Regions from separate parts of the Homo sapiens genome. Here all the other regions are linked to region 2. Evidence: read pairs that join two places in POLR2A ChIA-PET (ENCODE). Cell type or tissue: PC-9. All regions are shown on one strand.

Evidence for each region. Peaks named below come from ENCODE experiments on the same cell type or tissue, not always from the same donor. Only the 100,000 strongest peaks of a DNase experiment are listed, where the experiment ranks them.
Region 1: POLR2A ChIA-PET joins it to region 2 with 8 read pairs; 2 of 35 experiments call an interaction of 5 or more read pairs at or near these places.
Region 3: POLR2A ChIA-PET joins it to region 2 with 5 read pairs; 2 of 35 experiments call an interaction of 5 or more read pairs at or near these places.

What each region holds. Positions count from the first base shown.
Region 1 is chr12:92,990,975-92,994,974 of GRCh38, forward strand. All of the region lies in intron 1 of LINC02413 (long intergenic non-protein coding RNA 2413), which reads left to right. Among named protein-coding and RNA genes, the nearest start is that of LINC02413, 2.2 kb to the left of the region's middle. In PC-9, no CTCF peak of the experiment used is centred here; no DNase peak of the experiment used is centred here.
Region 2 is chr12:92,767,829-92,771,828 of GRCh38, forward strand. It overlaps PLEKHG7 (pleckstrin homology and RhoGEF domain containing G7), which reads left to right. Exons shown (of 17, transcript NM_001377329.1): 16 at 1,155-1,252; 17 at 2,260-4,000. The coding sequence ends at 2,367. It overlaps EEA1 (early endosome antigen 1), which reads right to left. Exons shown (of 29, transcript NM_003566.4): 29 at 2,809-4,000. Among named protein-coding and RNA genes, the nearest start is that of PLEKHG7, 67 kb to the left of the region's middle. RefSeq lists a silencer at 1,411-1,611. In PC-9, no CTCF peak of the experiment used is centred here; a DNase peak (open chromatin) is centred at 1,843; H3K27ac peaks cover 414 bases.
Region 3 is chr12:92,626,692-92,630,691 of GRCh38, forward strand. It overlaps LOC105369905 (a long non-coding RNA gene), which reads left to right. Exons shown (of 3, transcript XR_945211.3): 2 at 2,628-2,889; 3 at 3,060-3,564. All of the region lies in intron 1 of LOC124902983 (a long non-coding RNA gene), which reads right to left. Among named protein-coding and RNA genes, the nearest start is that of PLEKHG7, 74 kb to the right of the region's middle. In PC-9, no CTCF peak of the experiment used is centred here; no DNase peak of the experiment used is centred here.

The sequences.
Region 1 (4,000 bases), 220 kb after region 2:
GCAATCACCAGCCACTACAGTGAAGATTCAGAACATTTCCATCACCCCAGAAAGCCTCCTAGTGACCCTTTGGAGTCAGTCCCCTCCCCTCAGCCTGAGCTCCTGGTGACCAGTGATCTGATTTCTATCCATGTACTTCTCCCTTTTCCAGAGCATCACCTGAGTGGAACCGCACAGTATTCCACCACAGTATTTTGCATCCGACTTCTTTTCCTTGGCATGTGCTTTTGAGATTCATCCTTTGCTGTTATATTATCAGTGGTTTGTTCCTTTTTGTGGAGAGTATTTTATTGTTTGGATATACCACAGTGTGTTTATTAGTTTATCGCCAGTAGATGGACATTTGTATTGTTTCCTGTTTCTGGCTGTTAGGAATAAAGTTAATATAAATATAAAAAAAAAAAAACCCAATAAAACAAGAAGCTAGAAAGTTGCTAGTTTTCAGTAGAGGGGGACAGGCTGCTGTAGAAGCTCAGGACTGCTCTGCTTTTGGCACCCAAAGGTGAGAGTGTTTTGCTGAAGGCAGCAGCTGTGAGGAGTGACAACTCCACCAAAGTCAAGGAAGCAGGTGTAGAACAGGCAGGTCATAGGTGGCAATCTGTGGTCCTAAAATACCCTGGAAAAGACCGGGAGCCCTTACAGGATTGAGAAACCAAGAGAAAATGTGGGGCAAAAAAATTCCTCAGGTTTCATTCACAGTCATCCCCACAGCCATCTTAAGTCATCAAGAAAGATTCGGAAAAGCTCCGAGAATCAGCAGATGGGGGCTAGTGCAAAATAATACTTTTTGTCTTAATTATTAGTAATCTCAATCCCTCACTCAATTCTTAGGTTGATGCCTGGGAGGTAATATTTACTACCTTGCATTTCCATAAATGGTGACCTTTTTTATATGGATGTTGGACACCAGGGAATGCTCTTAAGTTAACTGCATTTCATCAGATCCCCCTACTATTTAAATTGATCTTATTTCTATCATTTCACCTCAAGATTTATTGTTCTTATCTTACATTCTAAAGAACTGAGGGCTGTCTTTGAAGTGGATATGAAAAGTTTCACCTCAGTCTACCAATATATCATTGAAAGTTTAAAATAACAAATACAAGAACAAAAATACTCTCCACTTGTCCAAGCATCCCAGGAGGTCTCTGTATTGTTTAAATTACTTCTGAGTTTAAATTGCAATTGCTCTAGTAAATTAGCTAACATCTGCTGTCTGCCTGATGATGAAGACCACCCTACTAGAAACCAAATACACTCTTTGCTTGAGTCATTTATTTACTATCCAGGACAACACTGACTCACAGCAGTATAATATGAGCCACATTTTATTTTAAATGTTGTAATAGTAACCACATTTTAAAAAGTGGGAACAGATAAAATTAATTTAATAATACATATTTAGCTCAGTTTATCAAAAGTATAATTTCAATACATAATCAATATAAAAATTATTATTATTATTTTGAGATGGGATCTTGCTCTGGCACCCAGGCTGGAGTGCAGTGGAGCTCACTGTAACCTCAACCTCCTGGGCTCAAATGATCCTTCTGTCTCAGCCTCCTGAATAGCTGGGACCACAGGCACACATCACAATCCTGGCTAATTTTTTAATTCAACTTTTCTTTTCTTTTTTGAAATGGAATTTCACTCTTGTTGCCTAGGCTGGAGTGCAATAGCACAATCTCAGCTCACCGCAACCTCCACCCCCCGGGTTCAAGCAATTCTCCTGCCTCAGCCTCCTGAGTAGCTGGGATTACAGGCATGAGCCACCACTCCTGGCTAATTTTGTATTTTTAGTAGAGACGGGGTTTCTCCATGTTGATCAGGCTGGTCTCGAACTCCCAACCTCAGGTGATCCGCCCACCTTGGCCTCACAAAGTGCTGGGATTACAGGTGTGAGCCACCGTGCCTGGCCTTATTTAACTTTTTAATTTAATTTTTTATTAATTATTTTTTTATTTAATTATTTTATTTAGAAATTTTTATGTAGAGATGAGGTCTCACTATGTTGCCCAGACTGGTCTCTAACTCCTGACCTCAAGTGATCCTTCTGCCTCAACCTTCCAAAGTGCTGGGATCATAGGTATGAGCCACCACACTCAGCCAATACAAAAATTATTAATGAGATATTTTATATTCTTTTGTCTTCATACTAAGTCTTCAAAATTATGTGTGTATTATAATCTTATAGCACATCTCAATTTGGACCTGCTACTGAAGGAGATTAGCCACCCCAAAATATGCCACTTTGGCAAAACGATTATTTTGAGCTGAAAGCAATTATGAATTAACAGACGCTGGAAGGAGGTCTCTGCCCTCTCCTTATCTGCCTAAAATCAGAGCATAAACTTCCCTTGGTGCAGGTCCCCTCTCCAACCCTCCCCTGCCAGGAAAGGAAGAATGACTATTATCATTGGAGAGGAGGAGTCAACACTGAGATGAGTTTGCACAAACAGAACTTACTAAAATAACCTTTACCTTCCATTGGTTCTCTCATCATTTTGTAGTTACTTCCCTATGATTTACCATCCTTTGAAGCCCAAACTCTTTTCTCTTTGTTAAAATGGTATATAAGCCCTCAAGTCTAACTGCTTCTTTGAGTTTCACTTCTATTATGTGAACTCCCATGCACATAACTATTAATAAACATTGTGTGCCTTTTCTCTTATTAATCTGTCTTTTGTTAGTTTAATTTATTTAACTTAAGAAGATGGAGGAAAAGTTTTTCTTCCCCATCACTACATTTCAAGTGCTTAATAGCCACATAAAGCTAGTGGCTATATATTAGACAATGCAGGTCTAGGAGAATATGTAGCATAAATCATTTCTAATCTACACTTTATTTTTTTTTCTTATGCAAAACCTATTTTTGTCAGTACTTTTTCCATGGTTGCAGAAAATCAGCATAAACAGTGTTACATTTTAGCAGCTACCAGCAATTAGTAACGTAATGGAGTCTGTAATACTTTAGTTTTATATTCTTGAAGGTTTCAGAGCATGAGAAAAAGACCAGTCCTTTCCCAAATTTCTTCGTACTTTGGTCCTGAAAAAGCTATTACTAATAGTTCTGCAAAGTGAAAAAAAGTAAATCTCAATTTAAAAATTACACGTGGTTTTAAAAACAAATAAATACAAAACGAGACTATATCAAAAAGCCAGGCACGGTGGCTCAAACCTGTAATCCCAGCACTTTGGGAGGCTGAGGTGGGTGGATCATGAGGTCAGTTGTTCAAGACCAGCCTGGCCAACATGGTGAAACCCCATCTCTACTAAAGATACAAAAATTAGCTGGGTGTGGTCATAGGCACCTGTAATCCCAGCTACTCAGGAGGCTGAGGCAGAGAATTGCTTGAACGTGGGAGGCAGAGACTGCAGTGAGCCGGGTTGTGTCACTGCACTCCAGCCTGGGCGACAGAGCGACAGAGTGAGACTCCTTCTCAAAAAAAGAAAGACTAAATCAAAGTAAGAATTCACTTTGTACTTTGCTGGAATTTTCTATTCTGTAGTCAATGGTGGTTTCTAGTAGTGCAGGGTAGGGAAACTCCAGAGCCCAACTAAAATAACCACATGTTCTGAAGTTAATTAAAAGTATAAATTAGTGTTATAAATAGCAAGATGTCCCATTCAATGGTTTTAATTATTTTACTTCTTTGAAACAACAAATGGATTTGATTAAAGAATAATTTGATCTATTAAAATGTAATTAAAGGCATGTGTTTGAGCACTTCCATTATTTCTCCAAAAATATAAAGATGTGCCCTTTATCCCTTTGTATATATATTTTGGCTGCATTTAAAATTTACACAAGTGTTCAATACCTAAAATCTAAAAGTAGGATTAGATGTAAAATTCCCACATGATTGTTATTTTATTTTTCCCACCACCATATCAGACATGAAAGATGAATTGCGAATCTTCTTCCTACTTTTCTTTCATGCTCTGCTCTGCTCTGAATGAAGACTCATGCTGTAGCAGTTAAATGAAAATAAGATCTTTT
Region 2 (4,000 bases):
TTTCTCTTTCCTGAAGTACTTGATGTGGGCAGGAGACAGCCCTGGCCTGTTTTTGTTTGTTTGTTTCTAAACACTGACTATAGAAAGAATGTATAGGGCGGGCGCGGTGGCTCATGCCTATAATCCTAGCACTTTGGGACGCCGAGGTTGGGTGGATCATGAGGTTAGGAGTTCGAGACCAGCCTGGCCAACAAAGTGAAACCCCCGTCTCGACTAAAAACACAAAAAAATTAGCCAGGCGTGGTGGCGGGCGCCTGTAATCCCAGCTACTCAGGAGGCTGAAGCAGGAGAACCATGTGAACCTGGGAGGCAGAGGTACAGTGAGCCGAGATCCCGCCACTGCACTCCAGCCCGGGCGACAGTGAGAGACTTCGTCTCAAGAAAAAAAAAAAAAGAGAGAAAAAAGAATGTGTAAGCTTCAGGACTGTGTTGTATTAATAATTCAAAGAAGAGACTTTCATTTTAAGCGCTCCTGCTATATTAGAAAAAGAAGTCTGCTCTCCCACTATCTTTTCTTTGAGGCCAGCTAGGAAATGACAGAACAGGCTTTCTTTTGCAAACACAGAAACCATGCCAATGTCTCTTTTTGTTTTGTTTTACATTTCACCCAGTTTGGTGGATGCTGGATTTTGAGTGGTTTTTGGCTTTTCTTGGCCTGAAGTATTCAGGTGGTTTTGTATTTTTGCCACATCTTAATTTGTTTATAAACCTTGGTTGGATGTGACTTCCCTTTAAACACAAAAATAAAATTTTTTAAAGGAGTGGTGAAGAACAAAGAAGAAAATATTATATTGTTTTGTATATTTTTATTATCTATATTTTCATACACAAAAAAATCTACCGCATATGTTTAGCTTGTTCTACGAGCAGGGGCCCCATTACCTAAGCCTTAGTTGCATTTCATCAAGTATCAGAAGTCATTAGCTAAGGAAGAAAGGGTTTTTATAGTAGAGTAGGCTTTATTTGGACATAGTGGTGGGGTCTTGGCATTGAAATAAAATTTAAAAAAAAATTATAAGCTAGATAAACCTCCCACCCTCGTTAAAACAGAAACAAGCCAAATAGAAAACAAACCCCAGATTCTTGTACTAAGAAATTGTTTGGATTTCATATGAAATGATTTGGCTTTTTGTCTTTGTAATATCTTTTTCTAGTCTTTGGGCTGAGAAATGCTTTTCTTATACAACACGAAAACAGATATCGACAGTGTATAGCAGCATTCTTATTACAAGCCCAAACGGAAAACATCAAAGTATGTATTTTAATTTTGTAGGTCTTTGATTCTTCAGAGTTTACATAAGCTCCCCCCAAGTGTCTTAAGTAACAGTGAATGGAAAGTTTTGTGTTTTTCTCTCACCCACTTGGGAAGGGCAGATTTGGGAGGAGGGGAGGGGTACATCTAGTCCATATAATGCTCAAAAGCCTCAGTATTGACAATTTCCTCACACTTGTGGGGTTGAGGAACAATTTCCTCACACTTGCGGGGTTGAGGAACAATTTCCTCACGCTTGCAGAGTTCTCCTGCAGAAGCTCAAGAACTGCCTGCGTTCTACAGTTTCTGTAGGAAATGGGGGAAGAATTGATTTGGATTGCATGATGAACCTTTAAGATGCTCCAATCAGTTTCCAAAGTGCATATAATAGGATATTAGCTTAAGGAGGGCCTGGCGCAATAATGATCCCTGTCAAGTCAGCTTGTCAACCTTTGAAAAACTGCCATTGTTTTTACAGCTATGGAGTTGAAAGAGCAGCTGCCTGACTCTGGTTTCTCTGTCTTAGAAGTTTCTATTTTTGTATTTCCCCTGGTAGGCTTTCATCATATCTACAATGTGGCCAGACAACAAATGCAATATTCAATTTCCTGGGTCACTGCCCTCAGTCTCTTTCAAGTTATACTACAGGTTAAGAACTTGTTTCCACAGAGAATAGAAATTCCAGCAATGCCACTTTCAAACTACATATATTCTCAGTGCTCATTTTTCTAATGAGTTATCATTGACTATTGTTTCTTGATTACTCATAACTGTTATCCAACATGCATACCATACTCATTTAGCCCATCTGCATTTTCCTGTAAGATTAGAAGTATTTATATTAGATGTAAGAAAGAAAATGGGAAACATATGCAAATGTTTCATTAGTCTTCAGTTTTAAAGAGCTGGTCAATAAATATAGCAGAAAATATTAGCCCAAATATGTGAGAAATTGTCAGCTTAACATTCTAATCTCTATTTATGTATTTTTTTCTTTTTTTCAACAGAAAACATGGATGGCACAAATAACAACTGCAATTTCTTGCTTTACCAAGAGTCAGGAAACCAAGAAAATATCTTTATTCACATTGCCCGCAGAATCCTCTGAAATTTAGGGACCTAAAACAAGTGGCATGTCTTTTTAGAAGATTATGGTTTAAGGTATAATTTCATTCAAAGTTTTGTAACACTTAGCTAGTGATAAGCTAGAAGGAAATTTGCATTTTAAAGAAGTTTCAGAATTTGAAATTTTGAGCTAGGAAAATCCTCAGTATAGAGGAATAATGACTGCAACAAATTTGAACTCTGAGGAATTTCTTGACAAATATATACTGACATCCAGATTACCTTCTAATGCTTCCGTCAGGTTTGTAAGAGGTGTGAGTGAAGAAAGGTGCTAATTTGTAAAGGGTGAATGATCAGATAAATGGAGTATCAGAAGGAAAACAATGTCCACTGCTTATGTCCAATATGAACTCCAGCATCTTACTCTGTATCCATAAAATAATGAAACCAATTTTCCTTCATGGCCTGTCAATCAGTCTTAACCGCTTTATAGTCCTACCTCAAACATAATGATAAATCTTTAGATACAAAGCTTGATTGTTCTTTTAATATACAAAGCAATAAATAGGGACTACATTTAAGTAGCAGTTTTAAAATTCCTATTCTCAAACTCATCTCAGGTATATAGTACTCTAACGTGGAAGTAGAAAATCCCAAAGACTAAATTCCATTACTTTAAGATAGGAAGAAAAAAAAAATCTGGCTTTCACCAGTTAACACTTTTGCATGGCTTTTCTTGGCCTGTTGTGAAGTGTACAGATTTTCATAGACATAGTAAGGTATCTGTCTCTTAACTTTATTTTTTGAAGAATGATGGTGTTTGCCATAAAAATACTTTCTGGTTTTGATTGGTGTGTGTGTGTGTGTGTGTGTGTGTTAGCACAGTACAGTCACTTAATTTTATTTGGCAGGACTTCAAATTTCTTCAGAATTTTTATCATGAAAGGCAGTTTGAATAATTATTATCATGGCAGGATATATACTATTAACTACATTCAAGGAACTAGTTCTTAGGGTCAGATTATTGCATCAAAGGGAAGTCCACAAACTTCCATTTCAGAATCGTACCTTTTGCAATTTGCAAAGTGAAAGTAGTAAATTTATCAAATTTGGCTGCAAGACAACTGAAGCCTTAGCTGATTTTGTTAAGCTGAAGAATGGGGTAGAGAGGATAATGTTTGGGCAAGTCATGTGCCCAGTAATTCCTTGAGGAAGGTGAAATTTCACTATGCAAACAAAGCAGTAAAGACAAGTGCAGCAGAAAGGCTTTTGTACAAGGCAAGCACTATTAGAATGGAGACTAATAACCTCTTTATAATAATGTCAGAAATTTAATAGAAGAAAAAAAGGAAAATCTGGAGGACAGTAACTATTGTTAATAGCTAAGAATAAATGAGGTGGAGGGGAGAAAAAGGGGAGAATAGACTTCAAGCTTCAAGTGAATTCCTAGAGATGGCATCTGGATGGGACTGAAAGCAGTTATGTCCAGGAGAATACAATATAGATTATGCAAGAGAAGATTTTATAAAGAAATTTCTGGTTAAAAAAAATTTTTACATTAACAATCATCTTGCAAATGTTTAGATATAAACTAACCTCGGAGGTGAGCAGTGGACTAGGATGAGGTGGCCTCTCAAATTCCTTTAGTCCCATGAATCCAGCAACCACAGACTTACATGTATA
Region 3 (4,000 bases), 140 kb before region 2:
TGATAAAGTCATGAGGGTGGAGACCTCATGAATGGGATTAGTGCTTTTATCAGACTGTAAAGAGACCAGAGTTCTCCTCTTCCACCACATGTGGATTCAGCAAGAAGATGCTGTTTATGAATCATGAAATGGGCCCTCACTAGACCTCAAATCTGCCAGCACTTTGATCTTGGACTTCCCAGCCTCCAGAACTGTGAGACATAAACTTTTATGCCATAGCCACCCAGTCTATGGCATTTTGTTGTATTAATAGCAGCCCAGATGAACTGGTACTACCTAGATATTCTGACCTCCTTCCAGAAAGTCACCAGATGACTAGTGCACGGTGCTTGCTCTTATACTGCGTTACCCTGTGCTATTGTGAAACAACTGTCCTTGTCCTTTATAAAATGTAGGTCTGTAAAAGGGATCACAACAGCCACTGCTATTCGCAAATTATCGAGACCACCCAAATTAATAAGTCATATTAATCACAGACTCACCCAATATGATGACAAAGGGAATCTTAAAAACCATCTAGTTAAACTCTCCATATTTGACTGATAAGGAAACCAACGCCAAAGAATAAATAACATGCCCAAGGTCACCTAGGAAATAGGCTGGAGAGCTAGGGCTGAAACACCAGCTGCCATCCTTCTGTACTGCTAATAATTAGGTAACTTAGGTAACTATCAATTAGATCTTTGAGGAACAATATGTGTGGCAGTTTAGAAAAGAGACCCCACAGCCAGAGACCCTCTGATTAGAATCTGCTCCACAACACATACCAGCTGTCACTTAAACTTTCTGGACCTTAGTTTCTTGTCTGTAAAATGGGAATAATAATCATATCAACTCAGAGAGTTAAATGAGATAACATGGCTGAAGCACTTCGAGTCATACCTAACAGAGTAAGTATTCAATGAAAGGAAGATGGCATGCTTATCTTCACTACTCATGCTACAGACACTAGGTAGATACTATTGTAAAAGCTATGTTATGGTCAAAATGCTAGAAATGTTGATTTGCCAGTCCCAGTGCAGGATTGTGCAAGAGAATTTCACAGGCCACAGAGGGCTGCCTACCGTGGCCACCTTTGAGGTTACTACTCCAATCTAGAACACCTAAAGATAGAAATTTGCAAAATCCTGGGAAATGCCTCATGTTCAAAACAGAGTAGTCTACTATGCAAGCCAATATCTCTCTTCTATGGATATTGGTCATTAAAACCTTTCTAACTTAATATCTATGGACTATTAAATCTAAATATTTTTAACAGCATTAAGCACCCTGGATTGCTGTGTATAAATCTACTCCATTTTTACCAGTTAAAACGTTCCGCACTAGACACATTTTTGCTAGTACATTAGAACCACACAGTTAGTACCTTTTTTTTCCCCTGAGAGAAAGAGTCTACATTTCTGACACTGCTAGAGGAAACAAAGCTACTTTGTTATTAAACTACCATTGTTTTTAGTTCCTTTGTCCACAAAACCATAATGAGACACATACAGAGTATCCACATTTAGATCTGGTGTGCTAACAGAATGCTTTCTTTCGGGGAAAAAAAGTATATATAAAGAAAATTACTGTACAAATAAACATGTCCACCTGTTGACAGTGCTGGTAACCACTGGGCAATATACTTTGTCTCTCTGAGACTTTGTCACAGAAACCACTATATCTAAGGTGACTTCTAAAGAAGGTACGCATTTCTCATGACCTTCTCAGATGGACAAATCTGCATTGAATGAGTTAGAAAGACAAGAATAATTTGCTCAGAAATCATAGACGTTATAAGTGAAGTTACTACGCTTTTTAATTCAGAAATTTGGCACAAGAGACCAAATAAGCATTTAGAGAATTTTATAGAAAGAAAAATCTCTAGCAGTGATTAGGTTCAGCTAAGTGGAAGCTCAGTTTCTCAGTATAAAGGTAGCAAAGCTGGGAAACCCCAATATATATTCAACGGCTAAATCATTCCTGACTCTTGACCATGAATCCCACAACTCCCTGTTTTGTTTTTACTTGCATGAATCACTGGTGCAATGCCTCATTAATTTGCAAAAGTAAGGATTTTTTTTAAGTGACATACTCTATACTTTTAAATTCTATATACACATTACATATTAGGTGAAAAGATTAGAGGTTACAAAACCATTCCTGATTTGATTGCTTTAGGTAAAAATAAATTTAAAAAATATAAAAAGTAAAATTCAGGAAGAAAATTATTAATAAACAGAAATAAATTCAATTATTTCTTCCCTCTTTTGTTTGGTAAAATAGTAGATTGGGCCTCCCTTCTCTCTGAGTCCTTAGAATATACACATGCTCATACATCTACAAGAGTTTTTCAAATAGAGTAGTCCCCTGTTACTCACAGGGGATACGTACCAAGACCCCCAGTGGAGTCTAAAACCACAAATAGTAGTGAACCCTATATATACTAGGTTTTTTTTTTCTGTACATACATACCTGTGATGAAGTTAATTTACAAATTAGGTACAGTAAGAGATTAACAATAACAACTAATAATAAAATAGAGCAATATACTCTAACAAAAGTTACGTGAATGTGGTCTCTTTCTCTTCTCTCAAAATATTTTATTCTACTATACTCACTTATTTTAGGACTCTGGTTGATTGCAGGTAATTGAAAGCTTGGAAAGCAAAACCCTGGATAAGAGGGACCTACTGCTCACAGTCTCTCCAGGGACCTTATGTCAAATCTGAGAGGGGAGAAGAAATGTATGAAGACAGAACCATTTTATGGAGCATGGGGCTCTGCCAGGCGCAGCTATAGATGTTATCACATCCATCTTCTCAGCCACCCTGTGAAGGAGTTATCAGCAGGCCCATGCAGACAAAGAAATTGAGGAAGATTCAGTGATTCGCTCCAGGTCAGCAGCTGGTAAGTGTAGAGTCAGTACTAAAGCAGGGTCTGTGGGGATATTGTCACACCAAAGGGTTAGGGCCTGGAAGACCTGGATATACCCCCGACCTGCTACCACCTCAGGTCTGGGAAAGATCACACTTTAAGCTTTTTTTTTCCTTTTTTTTTTTTTAACTGCAATGAGACAGAAATTTCAGAAGAGGAAAAGAATCTGGAAACAGAATCTCTGAATCTCTGACCGTCTAATGCTGCAGGTTTTGGAAGGCTGCCAACGTGCTCAAGGAGCCATGGAGAAAATAAGTGCTGTCCCTTCAAAGAAACGTCTTTCAGAAAGGAAAAAAAAAAAAAAAAAAAAAAAATCCCATGAACGGCCTTCTTTCTCTAGAAGACTGGAGGGATTTTTCCCTCAGGTCAATGACCATCACATAACTGATCATATTTTCGTTTTTGTTTTGGCCCGTGGCAAGCATAGAATCAAATTTACAGCTCAATTTTATTAACCTCATAGGACACTCTAGTCTAAATATTTATTCTAGCTTTTGACATGGCCTTTCCTTTTTATGTTTATATATTCCTAGGTACCAATTTTCAACTGTTTTATACTGTACTAGCTTGTAGATTATGTATGCTTGCTGACAAACTCAGTTCCTATGTAACCAATAGACAAAATAAATAATTACTTCAATAAATAAATAATTTGGTCACTCTCTTTAGTACCTGATACAGTTGTTAGTCTATATTAGTTTTTATTAACTATTCAATATATTTACTTCACATTACAAGTTTTACTAATTGTATTCAAGTTATTTTCTTATTCAGACAAAACACAATTGTCAAGTATACACCATATGCCAGGCACTGAGCTATGGGTTGGGCTTCCAAGGGAAGCAGCACACACACGGCCTTTGCTTTCAGGAAAACAATGTTCTTGTCTCACATACAGAAAAATAAGTGCTGTTGCTATCTGTGATAAGTGCAAGGATGAACTACAGGGAGCCCATAACAAATAGACTTGAGCTAAACCCAAGGGTGGGCAGGATTTCCCCAGGCATGTAGCGTCTGAACTAAGCTCCAGCAGCATTATGTAAGAGAAGAGGGGAGTGGAGCAAGATTGGAGTTGCGGGTGCAT